Regions from separate parts of the Homo sapiens genome. Here region 2 is linked to region 1. The links are chromatin loops, found by intact Hi-C in ENCODE. Cell type or tissue: OCI-LY7. All regions are shown on one strand. Each heading gives the region's core, and the rest is flanking DNA. Links, peaks and the distances in the headings are about the cores only.

Evidence for each region. Peaks named below come from ENCODE experiments on the same cell type or tissue, not always from the same donor. Only the 100,000 strongest peaks of a DNase experiment are listed, where the experiment ranks them.
Region 2: a loop joins it to region 1, with 2.5 times the contacts of the local background. A loop is called at or near these places in 2 of 110 quality-filtered maps.

Annotation. Positions count from the first base shown.
Region 1 is chr7:65,220,874-65,231,650 of GRCh38, reverse strand. All of the region lies in intron 1 of LOC124901661 (a long non-coding RNA gene), which reads left to right. It also overlaps the pseudogene INTS4P1. Among named protein-coding and RNA genes, the nearest start is that of ZNF92, 150 kb to the left of the region's middle. RefSeq lists an enhancer at 344-907. In OCI-LY7, for the core only: no CTCF peak of the experiment used is centred there; no DNase peak of the experiment used is centred there.
Region 2 is chr7:65,264,300-65,275,076 of GRCh38, reverse strand. LOC105375334 (a long non-coding RNA gene) reads right to left here and starts at 5,703. Exons shown (of 6, transcript XR_927613.3): 1 at 5,539-5,703. RefSeq lists enhancers at 5,393-5,980, 10,562-10,777. In OCI-LY7, for the core only: no CTCF peak of the experiment used is centred there; a DNase peak (open chromatin) is centred at 5,756; H3K4me3 peaks cover 2,450 bases; H3K27ac peaks cover 325 bases.

The DNA.
Region 1 (10,777 bases), core at 2,207-10,206:
GGAAAAGAGAAGAGATCCAGATTCCTAGGGGGCACATCCAGGTATTCATTATTCTCCTGGCTTGGTGAGTTTCTTATTTAAATATTTTTCTTGTTAATGGTTCATGTGTCCTGAACAAGGAGGTGAGAGAAGAAAAATATCTCAGAACAGTCTCAGGTCTGTGAGGGCTGCAAAATTTATCAAGCACACAGAAATGAAAGTATGGGACTTCAGTCTCACCCCACACCTGTGCCCAGGGACAATTGCTTTAAAAAGTTTCATTTTGGACTAGCTGTCTCACCCATTATTTCTCTTTCTGGGAATTTGTAAAACAAAGAAAAACATGTAGCCAATCAATAGCTTATGAATTCAATGTAAATTATTGGTAAACAACTTAGAAACTGCCTTGTTGTTTTTTTCAAAAATACCCACTTTTAACAGTTGTTAATTGAAATGTATATTCAGGTCAACTTAAATCTATTCTCCTTGTGGCCACCCTCAATATTTTACTTTGAAGACATTATTTTCAAATTAGATTCTGACCTTTTTGATTATTTTAGGCTCCCTGGGGCCTGGCCTGGAACACCCTCCTAGGTGTAAATAGCCCAGCCATCAGCCACCTTCTTAGCAGAGGAGATGAATCAACAGCAGGTCAAAGACACATGCAGTGAGTAGCTCTCTGGGACCTGAGTGCTAATTACAAGGAGAGTCACACAGGTATTCCTGAATGCTTGGACAGCCTGACCTTTCCTGAACCAACTCCTACACCAGCTTTTTCAAGCACACCTTGACCTCTTGTTGGTCAGTCCTCTGGGGTAAAAACTGATCTTCAGGGTTGTCTCCAACAGGAGAGAAACATCAGGTTATTAAAACCTCAGGAATGGCTGGTCATGGTGGCTCACGCCTGTAATCCCAGCACTTTGGGAGGCCGAGGCGGGTGGATCACCTGAACCAGGTTGGGAGTTCGAGACCAGCCTGACCAACATGGAGAAACTCAGTCTCTACTAAAAATACAAAAATTAGTTGGGCGTGGTGGTGGGCACCTGTAATTCCAGCTACTCAGGAGGCTGAGGCAGGGAAAAGTGCTTGAGCCCAGGAGTGGGAGTTTGCAGTTAGCCAAGATCACACCACTGCACTCCAGCCTGGGTGACAGAGTAAGATTCCATCTGAAGAAAAAAAAATACAAAAATTAGACGGATGTGGTGGCACATGCTTGTAATCCCAACTACTCAGGAGGCTGAGTCATGAGAATCTCTTGAACCCTGGAGGCAGAGGCTGCATTGAGCTGAGATACCACCACTGCACTCCACCCTGGGTGACAGAATGAGACTCTGTCTAAAAAAAACTTACATTAAAGAAAAATCAACTCAAGATGGATTGAAGACTTAAATCTAATATGTGAAACTATACAAATTTTAGAAGATAATATAGAAAAAACTCTTCTAGACATTGGCTTAGGCAAAGAGTTTATGACCAAGTTCCCAAAACCAAATGCAACAAAAACAAAGATAAATAAATGTGACTTAATTAAACTAAAAAGCACAGCAAAAGAAATAATCTGAAGATTAAACAGACAACCCACAGAGAGGGAAAAAAATATTCACGAACTATCCATCCAACAAAGGACTAATACCCAGAATCTGCAAGAAACTCAAACAAATCAGCAAGAAAAAAACAAATAATCACATTAAAAAGTGGGCTAAGTACATAAATAGACAATTCTCAAAAGAAGATATACAAATGGCCAAAAAATGTATGAAAAAATGCTCAACATTACTAATTATCAGGGAAATACAAATCAAAACAATGTGGGCCGGGCGTGGTGGCTCACGCCTGTAATCCCAGCACTTTGGGAAGCCCAGGCGGGTGGATCACGAGGTCAGGAGATGGAGACCATCCTAGCTCACACGGTGAAACCCCATCTCTACTAAAATTACCAAAGAATAGCCGAGTGTGGTGGCAGGCGCTTGTAGTCCCAGCTACTCGGGAGGCTAAGGCAGGAGAATCGCTTGAACCTGGGAGGCGGAGGTAGCAGTGAGCTGAGATTGCACTGCTGCACTCTAGACTCGGGTACAGAGCGAGACTCTGTCTCAAAAAACAAAACAAACAAATAACAAAAAACAAAAAACAGAAAAAACACACAATGTGATACCACCTTACTCCTGAAAGAATGGCTATGATTAAAAAATCAGGCTGGGTGTAGTGGCTCACGCCTGTAATCCCAGCACTTTGGGAGGCTGAGGTGGGCAGATCATCTGAGGCCAGGAGTTTGAGACTAGTCTGGCCAGCATGGTGAAATCCCATCTCTACTAAAAATGCAAAAATAGCCAGGCGACGTGGCGTGCACCTGTAGTCCCAGCTACTTGGGAGGCTGAGGCAGGAGAATTGCTTGAACCTGGGAGGAAGAGGTTGCAGCGAGCCAAGATTTTGCCACTGGACTCCAGCCTGGGTGACAGAGTGAGACTCCTTCTCAATATACATAAATATAAATAATATATATAATATAAATATAATAAATATATATTTATTATAATATAATTATGTAATATACATAACATAATATATAATATACATAATAAAAATATAATATATGTAATAAATATATATTATACATAATAAATATGTATAATATATATTATATATAATATATATATTACATTATCTATAATATATATCATATAATATATACCATATATAATATATAATATATCACACAATATATCATAATATATAATATATATCATATAATATATAATCATATATAATATATATCATAATATATAATCATATATAATATATCATATAATATATATCATATATATAATATATAACATATATAATAAATACATAACATTAATATATATTATATAATAAATATATATCATATAATAAATACATAATATATTATATATTAAATATATAATATATTAAATATATAATATATAATAAATATATATTATATAAGAAATATATAATATACAATAAATATATAACATATAATATATAATATGTTAATTATAATATATAATACATAATATATAACATATATAATACATAATATATATTACATAATATATAATACATAATATATATTATATATAATACACATAACATATATTAATTATATATTATATATGTTATATAAATATATATTATATATTATATGTTATATATATTTATTATATATTATATTACATATTATATAAATATATATTATATATACTTATATATAATAAATATATAATATATAATAAATATATATTATATAATATATATATTATATAATATATAGTATATATATTTTACATATATAATATATATAATAATATATTATATATAATAATAAGATATAATTATATATATCTTATATAATATATATATAATATATAATAACTATATATAATATATTATATAATAAATATATATAAAATATAATATATAATATATAAGATTATATATGAAAATATATATTCATATTTATAAATATATAATAAATTACATAATAAATTTATTATATATTTATAAATATATAATAAATTATATAATAATTATATATTTATAAATATGATAAATTACATAAATATTTTATATAAATTTATAAAACATAATTTATATATAAATATATAATATATGTAATAAATATATATTATATAATAAGTATATAATATATATAATATATATTTATATAATATAATATATAACATATATAATAAATATATTATATAATATATAATAAATATATTATATATTATATATAATATATCTTATATAATATATATTATTTATATAATAAATATATAATATATAACATATACTATATAACATGTTTATAATAAATATGTAATATATAATATATAATATATAGTTATATGATATATAATATAATATATAATATACTTATATAATATATAAACATTATATTATATATTATATAATATATATCATATATTATATAATATATAAATATAATGTATATATTATATAAATATAATGTATATTATATAATATATAATATATAGTTATATGATATATAATATATAATATACTTATATAATATATACATTATATTATATATTTATATAATATATATAATATATATTATATAATATATAATATAATGTATATATTATATAAATATAATGTATATTATATAATATACAATATATAATGTATATTTATATAATATATAATGTACATTTATATAATATATAATGTATACTTATATAATATATAATGTATATTTATATAATTGTATAATATATAATATATAATGTATAATTACATAAATATTTATATAATAATATAATATAAATATATAATATAAATATAATATATATTATAATATATATAAAATTTATATATTATATATATTATGTATTATAATATATATTTATATATTATATGTTAATATATAATATATATTTATATATTATATATTAATATATAATATATATTATATATTAATATATAATATATATTTATATATTATATAAATATGTAATATATATAAATTACATATTTATATAATATATAAATATGTAATATATAATATATAAATATATAATTTATGTAATATATAAATATATAATTTATGTAATATATAAATATACATTTATATATTATATATAAATGTATATTTATATAATATATAAATATAATATATATAATATATAGTTACATAATATACAAATATAATATATATAGTTACATAATATACAAATATAATATATGATATATAGTTACGTAATATATAAATATATGATATATAGTTATGTAATATGTAAATATATGATAGTTATATAATATATAATATATATGATATATATTAATATAATATATAAATATAATATATATGATATATATTAATACATATAAATATAATATATATGATATATATTAATACATATAAATATAATATATATGATATGTATTTATATATTAATATATATGATATGTATTTATATAATATATAAATATATATGTATTTATATAATATATAAATATACAATATGTATATAATATAGAAATACAATATACAATATGTATATACTATATAAATATAATATACAATATGTATATATTATAGAAATATATACAATATGTATTTATGTTATATAATATATATGTATTTATGTTATATAATATATATGTATTTGTTATATAAATGTAATATATATGTATTTATATGTTATATAAATATAATATATAATATGTATTTATGTTATATAAATATAATATATAATATGTATTTATATGTCATATAAATATAATATATATGTATTTATGTTATATAAATATAAGTATTTATATAATATATAAATATAATATATATGTATTTATATAATAAATATAATATATAATATATAATATGTATTTATATAATATACAAATATAATATGTGAATATAATATATGAATATAATATATAAATATAATATATAAATATAATATATTTATATAATATATATAAAAATATATATTACATATTATATATATTTATATATAATTGAAAAAAAGTTGGTATAGATGTGATGAAAAGGAACACTTTTCCACTGCTGATGTGAATGTTAACTGGTGCAATAAATATGGAGAACAGCATGGCGATTCCTTAAAGAACTAAAAGTTGGACTACCATTTGATCCAGCAATCTCAGTACTGGGTATCTACACAGAGGAAAATAAGTCATTATATGAAAAAGACACTTGCACACGCATGTTTATAACAGCGCAATTTGCAATAGTAAAAATATGGAAACAGCCTAAATGCCCATCAACCGACTGGATAAAGAAAATAGGGTATATGTATATATACTATGGAATACTACCCAGCCATGAAAAGGAAGAAAACGATGGCACTCACAGCAATCTAGATAAAGTTGGAGATCATTATGCTAAGTGAAGTAACTCAGGAATGGAAAACCAAGCGTTGTATGTTCTCACTTTTTAGTGGGGGCTAAACTAGAGGATGTAAAGGCATAAGAATTATGTAACATAATGGACTCTGGAAACTTGGGGAAAGGGCGGGGGGTGGTGAGGGATAAAAGACTACACATTGGGTACAGCATACACTGCTGGGGAGATGATGCACCAAAATCTCACAAATCACCACAAAAGAACTTATTCATGTAACCAAACACCACCTCTTTTGAAATAATAATGATAAAAACAAAAAACACAAACAACTCCCTAAGTTTAAGTTTATATGTTTTGGCCAATTTTTTTTTTTTTTCCCAGAAAGGATCTCCCTCTGTCACCCAGGATGGAGTGTAGTAGCTTGATCATGGCTTGCTGCAGCCTCAGCCTTCCGGGCTCAGGCAATTCTCCTTCCTCAGCCTCCTGAATAGTTGGTATTACAGGTGCAGGCCACCATGCCCAAATAATTTTTGTATTATGTGTAGACATATGGTTTTGCCATGTTGCTCAGGCTGGTCTCATATTCCTGGATTTAAACAGTCTTTATGTCTTGGCTTTTTAAAGTGCTAGGATTGCAAGCATGAGCTACCATGCATGACTAGAATCTTATTTTTACATGATATAGAAAAGTTAAATATATTTAGATCTGTTAGTTAACAGAAAATTTGAGAAAATATTTTTATTAAAATACAAAATGGTTTTTATCTAAAAATAATGGTACAAAACATTCAAAATTACTTCCTGGAAATTTCACTAAAAATTTGGTTGCTCAGAGTTAATGTAATTAATATGTATATTTAAAACTACTAGATTTAAGGAATAACAATTTGGTATAGAGAGTGTATAAACAAAAACAAAGCATGCTTTCATGAAGAAAGTTAGAAACATTTTGTCTAGTTTGAAATTACTTAAAGGTTGTCTCAAATTGAAAAAATAAGATGAATGTAGATTAAAATATTAGAAGTTAAAAATATTATAAAATATGTACAGAAATCTAGAGTGGACAAAAATAATATATTTGATGGATTTATTTTTAAAGTTTCACCAAAATTAACTTTAGTATTGATAATATACTAATACAAAAGTAAAAGCTGATTTTCTTTTGAACAAAATTTTATGTATTATTATTAATATGACACAGTAATGTATTTTTGTTTACCTTTTGAATAAATTTTAAAAGAGAGGTAGAATTTTTCTCATACTGCCTTTTTTCAGATTTTTGATTGAAAAACTTAATCTCCTGCATCAAACAGTAAAATGTTTTGTTTTTAAAAATCTTTTAATCATCACTTTGGCTAAATGAATGACTATTATTTTACGGTGACCTGTGATCCTATTTTGGTCAAGTATTTTAACCCTCTGACATATTTGACAGTCTTTCTAAAATCAAATTTCAGCTTAAAAATTGTCTTTTTGTGGCCGGGCATGGTGGCTGACACCTGTAATCCCAGCACTTTGGAAGGCCGAGATGGGTGGATCTCCTGAGGTCAGGAGTTTGAGACCAGCCTGGGCAACATGGTAAAACCCCATCTCTACTAAAAATACAAAAAATTAGCTGGTCATGGTGACAAACACCTGTAATCCCAGCTACTCAGGAGGCTAGGGCAGGAAAATTACTTGAAACTAGGAGGCAGAGGTTGTAGTGACCCAAGATCACGCCACTGCACTCCAGCCTCGGCAACAAGAGTGAAATTGTTTAAAAAAGACTTTTTTTTTTTTTTTGACAAAGTCTTGCTCTGTTGCCCAGGCCGGAGTACAGTGGCCTGATCTCAGCTCACTGCAGCCTCCACCTCCTGGGTTCAAGAGATTCTCCTGCCTCAGCCTCCCAAGTAGTTGGGATTACAGACGTGTGCCACCATGACCGGCTAATTTTTGTACTTTTAGTAGAGATGGCGTTTCACCATGTTGGCCAGGCCAGTCTCGAACTTCTGACCTCGAGTGATCCGCTGGCCTCGGCCTCCCCAAGTACTGGGATTACAGGCATGAGCCACGATGCCCAACCTTAAAATTATTGGTTTTTGACCCCTAACTTTTAGATGCTACAGAGAGCCAATGCAACATCCAAGAGAGTGATAAACAGGATTATTTGATATGTTAAATTGCATGGGAAGCACGGTCAAATTAAAAATGATGTTTGGGTCAGGCGCGGTGGCTCACACCTGTAATCCTAGCACTTTGGGAGGCTGAGGCAGGTGGATCACAAGGTCAGGAGTTCGTGACCAGCCTGGCCAACATGATGAAACCCCGTCTCTATCAAAGATACAAAAAATTACCTGGACATGGTGGCACATGCCTGTAAATCCCAGCTACTTGGGAGGCTGAGCCAGGAGAATCACTTGAACCCAGGAGGTGGAGGTTGCAGTGAGCCGAGAGCATGCCATTGCACTCCAGCCTGGGCGATAGGGTGAGACTCGATCTCAAAAAAAAAAAAAATGATGTTTGACCTCCTTCAACTTATATTTTAATGAATATGTTATTAATATTTATTCCAAAATTTTATAGAATTTCTAAAAATCTAATATATATCTCTTTATATGCTATTAGTCATAATTATGTTTATTATGAACAAATATAGGCAACAGATATAATCAATTTTTTATTTGTTTTTTCATAACCATTTAAGTAATTTTCACAGTTAATGGTTTAATTCTTATTTAGTTTCTAAAAACCTCAAAAGCACACAAAATCCCAGAGTATTGTGTCTTTAGGAGGTTCATGAAAAGATGGAAAGTGACCAGACAAGTTGAGTCCTGTTTCTGATAATTTTAGGATCATATTGTTTGAACTGGGTAAGGATCATGAGCATTCCCATGAAAAGACGGATTCATAAAACTGTGAGCCCAGGCAAGACAAAAATTAATTGAATATCAGAAAAATACTCTGCCACATTTTTACGCTAAATCAGCAAGTACTGAAATTTTTTAAATGTGCTCTTTAAATAAACTCTGTGGTCCAAGTAAAATTACCTATGAGAACCACTCAGTTATCAGTGCTATGCACATAAATTGGAGAAAAAGTCCTGGTATGTAAGACGACATAATTTTTTTTTTTTGGTCTTTTTTTTTTTTGACACAGAGTCTCACGAGTCTCACTTTGTCACCAGGCTGGAGTGCAGTGGCATGATCTCAGGTCACTGCAACCCCCGCCTCCCAGGTTCAAGCGATTCTCCTGCCTCAGCCTCCCTAGTAGCTGGGACTACAGGCATGCGCTACCATGCCCAGCTAATTTTTGTGTTTAGTGTTCAGGAGAATCACTTGAACCCGGGAGGCAGAGGTTTGCAGTGAGCCAAGATCTTGCCACTGCACTCCAGCCTGGGCAACAGAGTGAGACTCCATCTCAAAAAAAAAAAAAAAAAAAAAAAAAAGAAAAGAAAAAAGAAACAGACTCCTTGGTTGAAATGAGTAGACCAATTATTTAGCTAATTATTTGATCTATTTAATTTTAGTTGGTTTGTTCATGGGGACCCTGGTTAAAAAGCATACTTCAAACTCTTGGTGTTATCCTCCTGATAGTCAAAATAGTAGTCTCCCTATTGCACTGTATTCTCTCAAAAGTTATAAATGTTTGCATGCAGTCATCTCTAGAATGTCAAATGGTCTCTCTTTAATGGGAATGATGAAAACTCAAAGATATATGCGACCATGAGGACACCATAACCTATAAATGACATGATAAGAACAAAAACCCAAAATAATGGAAACTGAGAGAGGCACTAAGGCCCTAAGTTTTGGTCACACTCTGACGTATGTGAAAACTTAACCAAAACGGGGGAATTTTTAAAAGAAATTATTGGAGGCTATTATTCTGGACTGAGCTTACGCACCAGGCCCAAACAGACAAAACCAAACCAAACCAAAATGGAGTCACTCATGCTAAATATGACATACTCAAACTAAAAATTTAAGAAAATAGGTAGATGCTAAAACAGGCCAGGTTTTGTTTTTATTCTGTAAGCAGCAAATTTTAACATAAAGAGGTCCCCTCTACTGTAATTCTTTAAAAAATTAATATCCTCAAGTTCTCATTTCCACTTTACAAAACTCACAGTTCTGCTATTTCACAGTGAGATTTGAGACTAAATAAGTATATCTTTGATGATGGCAGAATATAATGTATAAAGTTTTGGTCTGTCTCTCAAACTTGAGAAGATAACCAAAAGCGAGAAATTGTTAAATTAGTTATAGCCTGAAGCTGTCCCCTTTCATTTAATTTTGGTCAATAGTTTTTTTTTTCTTTTTGTACATAGTAAACTGAAACCTAACTGTAACGCATTCCTGTACTAACCACTGTGATTTTCCCACTAAAAGGATATCAAATCTTCAAACCGTGTTTAAATAAGGCGAATCCCAAGCTATAACCAATCTGGCTGTTTCTGTACCTCACTTTCATTTTCTGTGTGTCACTTTGCTTTTTCTGTTCATCAATATTTTCTTACCATGTGGCTGTGCTGGAGTTTCTCTGAGCCTACTCTGGCTCCACAGGCTGCCTGATTTGCAAATCATTCTTTGTTCAATTAAACTCTGTAACATTTAATTTCTCTAGAGTTTTTTTTTTAATTTTCAATTTTTTTCTATGATAAAAAATAAGTCATGTGTGGTTTTGGCTTTGATTTTCTCAACTCATCCTTTAGCTACTTTTTCCAAATTATTCTATGTCCTTTTCAAATGCTCCTGCAATTTCTTTCTTTTTCTGCTTCTTCTTCTTCTTCTTTTTTTTTTTTTTTTTTTTTTTTTGAGACAGGGTCTGACTCTATAACCCAGGCTACAGTGCAGTTGTGTAACCAATCATGGATTACTGCAGCCTTGACCTTCTAGGCTCAAGTAAAGTAATCCTCCTACCTCTGCTATCTGAGGAGCTGGAACTACAGGCATGCCTCATCATGCCTGG
Region 2 (10,777 bases), core at 1,312-9,311, 44 kb before region 1:
AACAGATGTCAGTGTCATGCTCTTTGCCTTCCTGGCCTCCAGAATCATAAGCCAAATACTTATACTCTTTATAAATTACCTAGTCTGTGATATTCTGGTATAGCAGCACAAAATAGACTAAAACAGGATGAATAAATTTTTTTAAAGACAAATGATATGCTGCTTACAAGAGACTAGCATTTGCTATAAGGACAACCACAAGCTGTAAGTGAAAAGATGGAAAAGGATATTCCATGCAAGTAATAACCAAAGAAGTGTATTAGTAGTTATGCTTAAATTAGACAAAATAGACCTCCTGGCAACATCTACCACAAGAGTCAAATGAGTTCTCCATATAATAATAAAGAGGCTAATTTGTCAAGAGGATATTATGATTAAACATATATATGCTTGGCTGGGCGCGGTGGCTCATGCCTATAATTCCAGCACTTTGGGAGGCCAAGGTCAGGAGTTTGAGACCAGCCTGGCCAACACACAAAACCCTGTCTCTACTGAAAATACAAAAAATAGCCAGGCATGGCAGTGCACACCTGTAGTCCCAGCTACTCGGGAGGCGGAAGCAGGAGAATTGCTTGAACCCAGGAGACAGAGATTGCAATGAGCCAAGATCGCGACACTGCACTACATACAGTCTGGGTGACAGAGCAAGACTCTGTCTCAAAAAAAAAAAAGAATTTATATATTCTCACTGGAGCTTCTAAATATATAAAGCAAATATTGACAGAACTGTAGGGAGAAGTAGATAGGAATACAATAACAGAAAACTTTAATACCCTACTTGAAACAGACAGATTATTCAAACAGAAATCTTCAAAAAAAGAAGTGTGCTTGTATAACACTATAGACTAAATAGATGATATAAATATAACATTTCACCCAACAGTATAAGAATACACATTTATCTCAAAAATACATAAAATATTCTCCAGGAGAGATTATATATTAAACCAAAAATAAAAAACAAGCGTTTCAAATTTAAGAAGGTTAAAATTATGTCAAGTTTTTATTCTGACTATAATGGTATAAAACTGGAAACCAATAGCAAGAAGAAAATTGGAAAACTCACAAATATGTGGATATTAAACAACATGCTCCTAAACAACCAATGGGGTTCAAAGAAGAAGTCAAAAGGGAAAAAGGAAAGCACCCCAATACAAATAAAATTGAGCACACAAGGATCCAAAATTTCTGGGATACAACAAAAGCAGTTCTAAGAGAAGTTTATAATAATAAACTCCTACACTAATAAAAAAAGAAAGATTTAAGTAAACAACCTAACTTTAACTCCCAAAAAACTTGAACAAGACCAAAATAATTCCAACGTTAGCTTAATTATAAAAATATCAAGAATTAGAGAAAAAAGAAAGTAAACAGAGACTAGAAAGACAATAGAAATTTTTTTTTAATTGAGCTGAGTTTTTTAAAGAACCAAAATTGACAAACTTTTGGCTATATTAACCCAGGGAACAAAAAGAGAGAGGACTTAAAAAAATTATAAATAAAAAATTAAGTTATTTCAAAAGATCCCACAGAAATGCAAAAGATAATAAGAGACTACTATGAGCAATTATATGACAACAAATTTGATAACTCAAGAAATAATTATTAGAAACAAACCCACCAAGATTAAATTATAAAAAAAAAGAAATACCGAACAGATCAATAATGAGGAAGGAGATTGAAGCAGTAACCAAATACTTCCAATTTTGAAAAATCCCATGACCGGCCGGGCGTGGTGGCTCAAGCCTGTAATCCTAGCACTTTGGGAGGCCGAGGTGGGCGGATCACGAGGTCAGGAGTTGGAGACCATCCTGGCCAACATGGTGAAACCCTGTCTCTACTAAAAATACAAAAAAATTAGTAGGGCGTGGTGGCGGGTGCCTGTAGTCCCAGCTACTCAGGAGGCTGAGGCAGGAGAATGGCGTGAACCCGGAAGGCGGAGCTTGCAGTGAGTTGAGATGGTGCCACTGCGCTCCAGCCTGGGGGACAGAGCCAGACTGTCTCAAAAAAAAAAAAAAAAAAAAAAAATTCCGTGACCAAATGACTGCATGGGTGAATTGCATCACACATTTAAGGAAGAACTAATGTCAGTCCTTCTCAAACTCTTCCAAAAATTGAAGAGAAAAAACACTTCCAAATTCACTTGAGGCAGCCATTAGTACCCTCATACTGAAGCCAGATAAGGACACTACAAGAAAAGAAAATTATAAGCAAATATCCCTTTGAAGATACAGAAAAAATTCTCAACAAAATACTAGACACTGAATTCAACAACATATTAAAAGGATCATACACTATGATCAAGTAGGACTCATCCCCAGGATGCAAGAATGTTTCAACATACACAAATCATTAAAAATAATATACAATAACAAAATGAAGAATGAAAATTATATAATTATCTCAAAAAATTTATTAAAAGCATTCGACAAAATTTAATACACTTCTATGATAAAAACTCCCAACAATGTACATATAAAAGCATGCATTAAAACACAATAAAGACCATATACATTAAGGCCTCAGATCCCATTATACTCAAGAGTGAAATGCAACAAATTATTTCTCTAGTATCAGAAAGAAGACAAGGATATCAAATCTCACCACCTCTCTTCAACATAGTACTGAGGAATCAAGCTAGAGCAATCAGGTAAAAAGAAGAAAACAAAGGCATTCAAATAAAAAATAAAAAAGCACCACATTTTCTTTGTCCAGTCTATCGATAGGCATTTGGGTTGATTCCATGTCTTTGCTATTGTGAATAGTGCTGAAATGAACCTACACATGCATGTATCTTTATAATAGAATCATTTATATTCCTTTGGGTATATACCCAGTAATGGGATCACTGGGTCGAATGTTATTTCTGGTTCTAGATCTTTGAGGAATAGCTACACTCTCTTCCACAATGATTAAATTTATTTACATTCACACCAACAGTGTAAAAGCATTCCTATTTCTCCACAGCCTCACCAACATCTGTTGCTTCTTGACTTTTTAATAATCGCCATTCTGACTGGCATGAGATGTTATCTCATTGCAGTTTTGATGTGCATTTCACTAATAATCTCGATGTTGAGCTATTTTTTCACATGTGTGTTGGCCACATAAATGTCTTCTTTTGAAAAGTGTCTCTTCATGTTTTTTGCCCACTTTTTAATGAGGTTGTTTTTTTTCCTGTAGATTTGTTTAAGTTCCTGGTAGATTCTGGATACCAGACCTTTGTTAGATGGATAGATTGCAAAAATTTTCTCCCATTCTCTAGGTTGTTTGTTCACCCTGATGATAGTTTCTTTTGCTGTGCAGAAGCTCTTTAATTTAGTTAGATCCCATTTGTGAATTTTTGCTTTTGTTGCAATTGCTTTACACACTATGGAATACTATGCAGCCATAAAAAGGAACAAGATCATATTCTTTGCAGGAACATGGATGGAGCCGAAAGCCATTATCTTCAGCAAACTAATACACAGGAACAGAAAACCAAACACTGCATGTTCTCACTTATAATTGGGAGGTGAACAATAAGAACACATGTACACAGAAGGGGAACGACATACACTGGGGCCTGTTAGAGGGGTGGAGGGAGGGAGAGTTCCGATATAAATTGGGGGCTCCCATAACCTCCTTCTCAAGTTCAATAACTTGATACAACTACTCACAGAATTCAGCAAAACACTATACTTGCATTTACCAATTTATTATGAAAGGTACAAATCAACAAGAGCCAAATGAAAAAAAAGTACAAGGCAAGGAAAAGTGGTGGGAGAAGATGGGGTGGGTAGATAGCAGCTGTGATTAAAGAAATCCCCCATTCTTTGTGCTTTTCAAGAGCATCTCACTGCTAAGAAACACCCTTCCTGTTTTTGATATCCCAAAGCCAGAGACTCTCTAAATTCCCATTTATTTTTATTTTTTTGTCTCATAAACAATTAAATAAGTTTGTCTCTAGTGGACAGAACAAACTACTTGTTAACCAAACTTTTCTTAAGTTTCTTTCCTTCCCCAGGCCCCCAAACTTTGACCCAACCTTACAACCCCTCCTTATGTCCCTCTTAAGAACAGGCTGACTTCTAGGTAAAACACTCTCTGATCTAGGATCTGATTTCACCATGTTTTATCCCTTCCTCCCCCTCCCACATTTTTTTCTCACCTTCTAGTAGTTTGCTCCTCCTTATGAAAGAAAGCCCTTTTCTGACTAATCTTAGTTTAAAACTAATGCCCAGTGTTTAAAGAAAACAGCAAAATCACTCAAACACAGTGTTTATAGAATATTGTAAGGAAATAGTAAGGCACTTAAATTTTATACCTCAACAGGAAAAGCTGAAGTCTCTATCTCTTTCAGACATTAAGCATGCCACTTACATACTTTCATGATAAATAGTTTAATAAACAACCATATATGAACATTTCTAGAAGGTGCCAAGTTCTATCTCATAAAATTTAACATTAAACTTGGACATTTAGACAACAGAATACACAACAGAGTTATCTACTGTTACAAATTTTAGACCCTGCAAAAAAGGGGAGCTGATGTTTTGACAAATATATGCACTTCATCAATTAATCTTTCACATTTTCTTGGGGAAATGTGTTCACTTTCTATAGCCATAATGAAAAAGTGATTTTTCCTATTTCTTTTCCCTGGTAGCATTCCCAAACAAAGCCTTGGAATCCTGTTTGAAATCACCACCCAAAAAGAACGGACATAACAAACTTACTACACTCACTCTGAGGAAGATAAAGGTAAAGAAGCATTTTTAACAAATAAAATATATGACTAGATTTTTCTGAAATCCACCTTTCATGGTCTTTGACTTTTTAAAAAAATTTTCAGCTCTATTGACGAAACGTAATTTACAGTTATTGAAAAACTGAAGTGGAAACAAGTGAAAAAGTCTTTCCAAGGTGACAAACTCAGGGAGCGGCAGCGCTGATGGGAACACAAACATGTCTGACTCAACTGTCAAGTCAGACCATGGTATCCCTCAAAACATTCTCCCATCCCCATCCTGCCCATTAAATTACTCAAGGAGTGTCCTCCTTCCCAGGAGGCACTGTACAATGTCCTCCTGCTTGAACCTGGGAGGTGGAGGTTGTAGTGAGCCGAGATCGCGCCACTGCACTCCAGCCTGGGTGACAGCGAGACTTCATCTCAAAAAAAAATTTTTTTAACAGGAGACACTGGGGACCCCACTGGCCGCAGCTCCTCCCACGCACCCACCGAGTCGGGATTCTGCTCTAATGACCCTCTGTCATCCCTGAACAATCTGGGAGAGAGTCGGGGCTGCGGGTGCAGCGCTGCCCAGAGAGTTTCAGGCAGGTCGCGGCGCGGGAAGAGGACGGTGAGGGGTCAAAGTCCGCTGGCTCAGCTGCCGTCTTGCACCGCCCCCCACCCCACTCTCCGGGGGTACTGAGGGCCCAGCTGCGCCAACGGGGACTCAGGTCTGTGGACCCGGGAGCTGACCGTGGGGAGGCCGGTTCCGCTGGTTTCAACCAGCCCACTCTCCCCTCTTGGGATGCCCAACCCCGCGTACTCACCATTTCCTGGTTTCCAGGATGTCCTGGCATCTTAGCTATGCATTTCCCAGTACCTCCAGATCTCAGGGCAACAGAGGATGTGACAAAGTCACCTAGTGCTCCCGAGGGGCAACACGCGGGACAGTAGAGATGGATCTCAGGCTCCGGCCTGAGCCAGAGACAAAGGCCGCGCCAAACGCTGGAAGCCACGCCCTCCTCCCCAACTGCGTGCCTGATAGGACGGTTCCTACTCTGACAGATTGAATAAGGCTCCAGGACCCTCCCCCACACCCACCGTCCCCAGCATTAGTGCGCTTTATGGACAGGGAAACAGGATCCTGTAGGCGGAGTCACACGCCCCGGGTATCACAGCTAATTAAGAAGTGAGCTGAGCCTTGAAATGCACTTGCTTTTTCCCTTACCTGGGTCTGCTTGTATAATGCATCTTATTAGCTATTTAAAAGTAGAAAGTAGAACAATTGGACACCTTTTTAACAACTTTCTAATCATTTGGATAATGCAGGAAAGACCCTTATCCCATCCCTGAGCTCCTCTCTCAGCATGCTGTACCACACTGCTGACCACAACGTGGGATGGCTATTAGAAATGGAGGGGCAGCGGGGGCTGGGAACGGATAAGCAAGAATTATGTTGCCCAAATATGCTTTTTTTTTCTTTTTTTCTTTTTCTTTTTCTTTTTTTTTTTATTTGAGACAGAGTCTCACTGTTGCCCAGGCTGGAGTGCAGTGGCTTGATCTCAGCTCATTCCAACCTCCACCTCCCGGGTTCAAGCGATTCTCCTGCCTCAGCCTCCTGAGTAGCTGGGATTACAGGCGCCTGCCACTACCTCCAGCTAACTTTTTTGTATTTTTAGTAGAGACAGGGTTTTGCCATGTTGGCCAGGCTGGTTTTGAACTCCTGACTTCAAGTGATCCGCCTGTCTCAGCCTCCCAAAGTGCTGGGATTACAGGCGTGAGCCACCACGACCAGGCAATATGCTCATCTTAGAAAGACTAAGATATATTCACACACACACATATACACACACATATATATACACACACACCTATATATGTGGACAAGGCCAGAGGAAAGTATATTTAGTACAACACAACCATGAGGCTGCAAATCAAACTGGTGGAAGAGAGCATACGTGAGGCTTCAATGGCCAAGACACTGATGGCTATCCTTGGGTGTCACTTAAGACTTCAAGGTGAAGGACATCTTTTTTCCAGTTGGCACAGGGAAAATAACAGACATTAGAATTGGAATTTGTTGTTGTTGTTGTTTTTAGAATTTCTAAAACATGAAGGACTCTCTAAACACTCTAAAAGGCATTGAACTATATATGCGGCTGAGGACCTGCCTGCTCTTCAGAGGGATGGCTGAGCAGCAGCCACCAGCTGTAATGAGCCTTAAACTCCCCCTCTCATAGGGACAGGCCACCTCCACACAGTCCCTCTTACTTCACAGGCTCTGTCCCTCAGGTTCACCTGAGGGCAGGTACCCTCGAGGGTACCTTGACAAGGGCAGGTACCCAGCCAGTTAGATGTTTAGGGACCTCACAGGTCCAACATGCCCAGGGTTTAGCCCCACAGCCTAGCACCCCCTCCCCACCAGCCTTTTTCCTTTTGTCACCAATGACAGGTTCACCTGTGCCACACCCTCATGAGTCTAGTAACTGGAAGGTGGGTAAACCCCAACTGAGTGCCTGTGACTCCACCCTCTTACTTTCCACTCAAGTGGCATTATAAGAATAACCTTAAATTTGATCTAATTTATACATATTCCTCTCTTAGTAACATTTCTAACAACAGCACTCACAATCAAACCCAGTTTGATTGTGAGATTGGGTTACAGAACACACAGGTGAGGCTGGAGCAGCAGGTTTTAAAAACTTTATTCTAATGTGATATAAAGATGTGATGGTTTAAAAATAAGAAACACATATTTATCAGCTGTGGGGATGCTACACTTGCTAGCTTGCATCCATTCTTCTTGAAACAAGGTATCTGGACACACTATACCCATAAGTGGCTCTTTGCAATACCCCAGGCAGAAGCTCCAATCAGACACAGCTCTCTCAGGCTCACAGGGTGGCAACCTCCTCCTTCATGTGGGCTCTGAAGGGCAAGGGAAGGAGCACAGGCAGCAGGGGACAGGGAGCAGCCCGGGGCTGTTGGGATTCCCAATCACCGCAGAGCTAGTCTCTGTAAAGGTGCTGTGTGGCAATGACTAGGTAGAGAGCTGGGCTCCACAGAGAGGTGAAAACCACTCCTGTATCTTTAACTTTCCCCCAGGATCCATGATTCTGCCCTGGTTCCCCCAAAGCCCCTCACCCATCCTATCTCCACGGTGTGTTAGGCAGTTCGGATTAAAACGGGAGAAAAATACATTCAGATTGTAGCCTCCGAGTATTCCCATCTGGGGTGCAGGGAGCAGGGAGGCAAGTCAGGGCCTGTGGTTGTGCCTTTTGCTGTGCCTGAGGGCAGACAGGCCAGTGCTGGGCACATGGATGTCTGGGGGACCACCACCGCTGACTCCCTCCCCCTCACCCAGAGCTACACCCTGGCCAGGCCAATCACAATTAATAAAATCACTGCAGCTCTCATCCTGCCACAAAACTAAAGTGCACCCCAACCCCCAGGGATATCTGACTTCCCATCACAGGATACAGGAAGCCCTCCACCTTTTTTACCTAAAGCCTAGACTTTAAGCCAGGTTGGGCCTAGGGGCAGTGGCAGCAAAAGCAGCAGCCATAATGTCAAACATACAAATGACCTGAGAAATCTCATCTGCATGTCCTTCACTCAGAACTGACCTGGAGTTGTGTACAAGTTAAGAAGGGCAGATCACACACCATGGGCATGGACACATTCCACACTTGCTGGGGAAGATGAGATACCTGAGAGCCACCTGTTTCCCAGCTGCAAGCTGATCTCCACATAATACGATTCATGTGTCTTCATTTTAGGCCTCTGCATTGTGTATTCACTGAGCCAGTGCAAACGCATTTCGGGGGGGTCATCATTCAATGCAGCACCAGCCCCCACTTGTTCTGGGGGGCAGTCAGGAAGGATCTGGTCAGTTCCTGATCCCCCAGGACAAAGGTGCTGCCGCCTTTCCAGCACTAACATCCAGCAGCGCCATCTCAGGATAATTTTTTCACACAAGAGCAGCATGATGTAGCAAGCATGGTGTGACAGGCTCAGGGCCATGGACAGCTGGCTGCTGGCGAAGCAGCACAGGACAGGTGCGTCTGTGGTGGGCCATGACAAGCCAAGGCAGCCACAGCCCCTGTCTCCACACAGCCCCAGCCACAGATGGCATTCAGATCTTCCTGGATGGTATTGGGGTGCTTGAGGCCCATTACTAGCCTGCTCATTAGCACTGCCTTGTGTTGTTTACACAGGGCCTGGGAGAGGGAGTGGGGGTTGTAGATCCAGGATGGGCACGGCCTCACACCCAGAGTTCACCTGGTCGCAGGCCAGCAAGCAAGCCCAAGCAGCACGGCTCTAGACACTGAGCCTTGTCACCTCTGGCTGCACTTCCTATATATACTTTGCACAAAGGCAGCAAGAGAAGGTCAACATTAGCATTTGTGACATGGAAGTCTATGCCCCACTGAGAACTTCTAAAAATGTTCTTTTCTTTTTCTGTTTTCTTTTTTTTTTTCGTGAGACAGAGTTTCACTCTTCTTGCCCAGGCTGGAGTACAATGGCGTGATCTCGGCTCACCGCAACCTCTGCCGTCCAGGTTCAAGCAATTCTCCTGCCTCAGCCTCCGAGTAGCTGGGATTACAGGCATGTGCCACCATGCCCAGCTAATTTTTGTATTTTTTTTAGTAGAGACGGGGTTTCTCCATGTTGGTCAGGCTGGTCTCAAATTCCTGACCTGAGGTGATCTGCATGCCTCAGCCTCCCAAAATGCTGGGTTACAGGCATGAGCCACCACGCATGGCCAAAAATGTTGTTTCCTTAAGCCCTCTTCCTTCTAATAAAATCTATACAAATACATACAAGCTTGAAACTACTATAAATGAAATCTTAGGTTTTTTAAAACCCATAAATAAACAAACACCAAACAGAGACACTGATTGAGGAAAGAGTGGGAGCCTAAATTAGCTGATCCCCAAACAGCCTCACCAAGCCCCAGGCCAGGCAGTCTGAACACTATAAGGCCACGTGATGGTTACAGAGGATGACAGCTCCCATGAGTACTTGTCAGGCACTGTGCTAGCTTCTCATTCAGAGTCTCAGAATGCCTCCTTGCCAATACCGTGTGAGGTGAGGCCCTGCCTCAATGGAGCACAAGAGGTTCCTCAGCTCTCCCAAGGAAATGGTTATCAAAGGGTGGAGCTGGGGGATGCCAGACAGAACAAGTGTCTCCCCAGGGTCCCCCTAGACTCCCTCCGATCTTCCACATGGGCCCGGGGGGGAAGTGAACAGCCTCCTAACCCCCTCGATAAGGTTCCAGTCCTGTAGGCCTGGACGCTCTCATTTCCTGCTACCATGTGGGGTGACAATGCAACCCCAGACCCCTCATTTGCCATCCTTCAATCCCAGGCCAGGCCCAAAGGCCTTTGCTGATACAGCCCAGAGGGTGCTCGACACCCACCTTGGCACAGTCACTCATAATGTAGTGGGATGGTCAAGGAGGTGCACGTAGGTGCAAGTCCCCATGAGCGTGGCCTCAGGCATGTTCCACAGGCTCAGGACCTCACTGAGGAGCCCACAGCCCTCCTTCAGGAGGCCGCGAACACAGTCCCACGGAGCAGTGCTCAGATGGGCAGACAGGCCCGCCAGCACTGAGGACCCCAGACCCCCCAGCGTGAGGCTCTGTCCAACTTTGCAGGGCTTTTACACTGGCCGGTCCCCATTGCTTCTCTGGTGAGATGTCCGAGTTGAATTGAATGTTGAAGGCCATGCATCTGATGGAGCTGACTGCTTTGCACACACGGGAAATCACCTCCTGGCTCCAAGGGTGGGCTGTGGAGACACAGCCTGATGGGAGGTAGTTCCACTCCACCATCAGTGGGGGCTGGGCTGCCCTGAGCCACAACCGCCCAGCTTCCTGCAGAGATGTCTGCCTGCTTCTCTCAGAGGCTGAGTTATGAGCCACCCCTGGCAAGGACTGGCCGCCAGGACAGGCTGGGAACTCTCCCCCAGCATCCTCGGCAGCCCCACCTGTGCTGATGATCTCCATGATAAGATTATGGATTGGCCTGGTTATAGCTCCGAGTGAGGGGGAGGGAGTCAGCA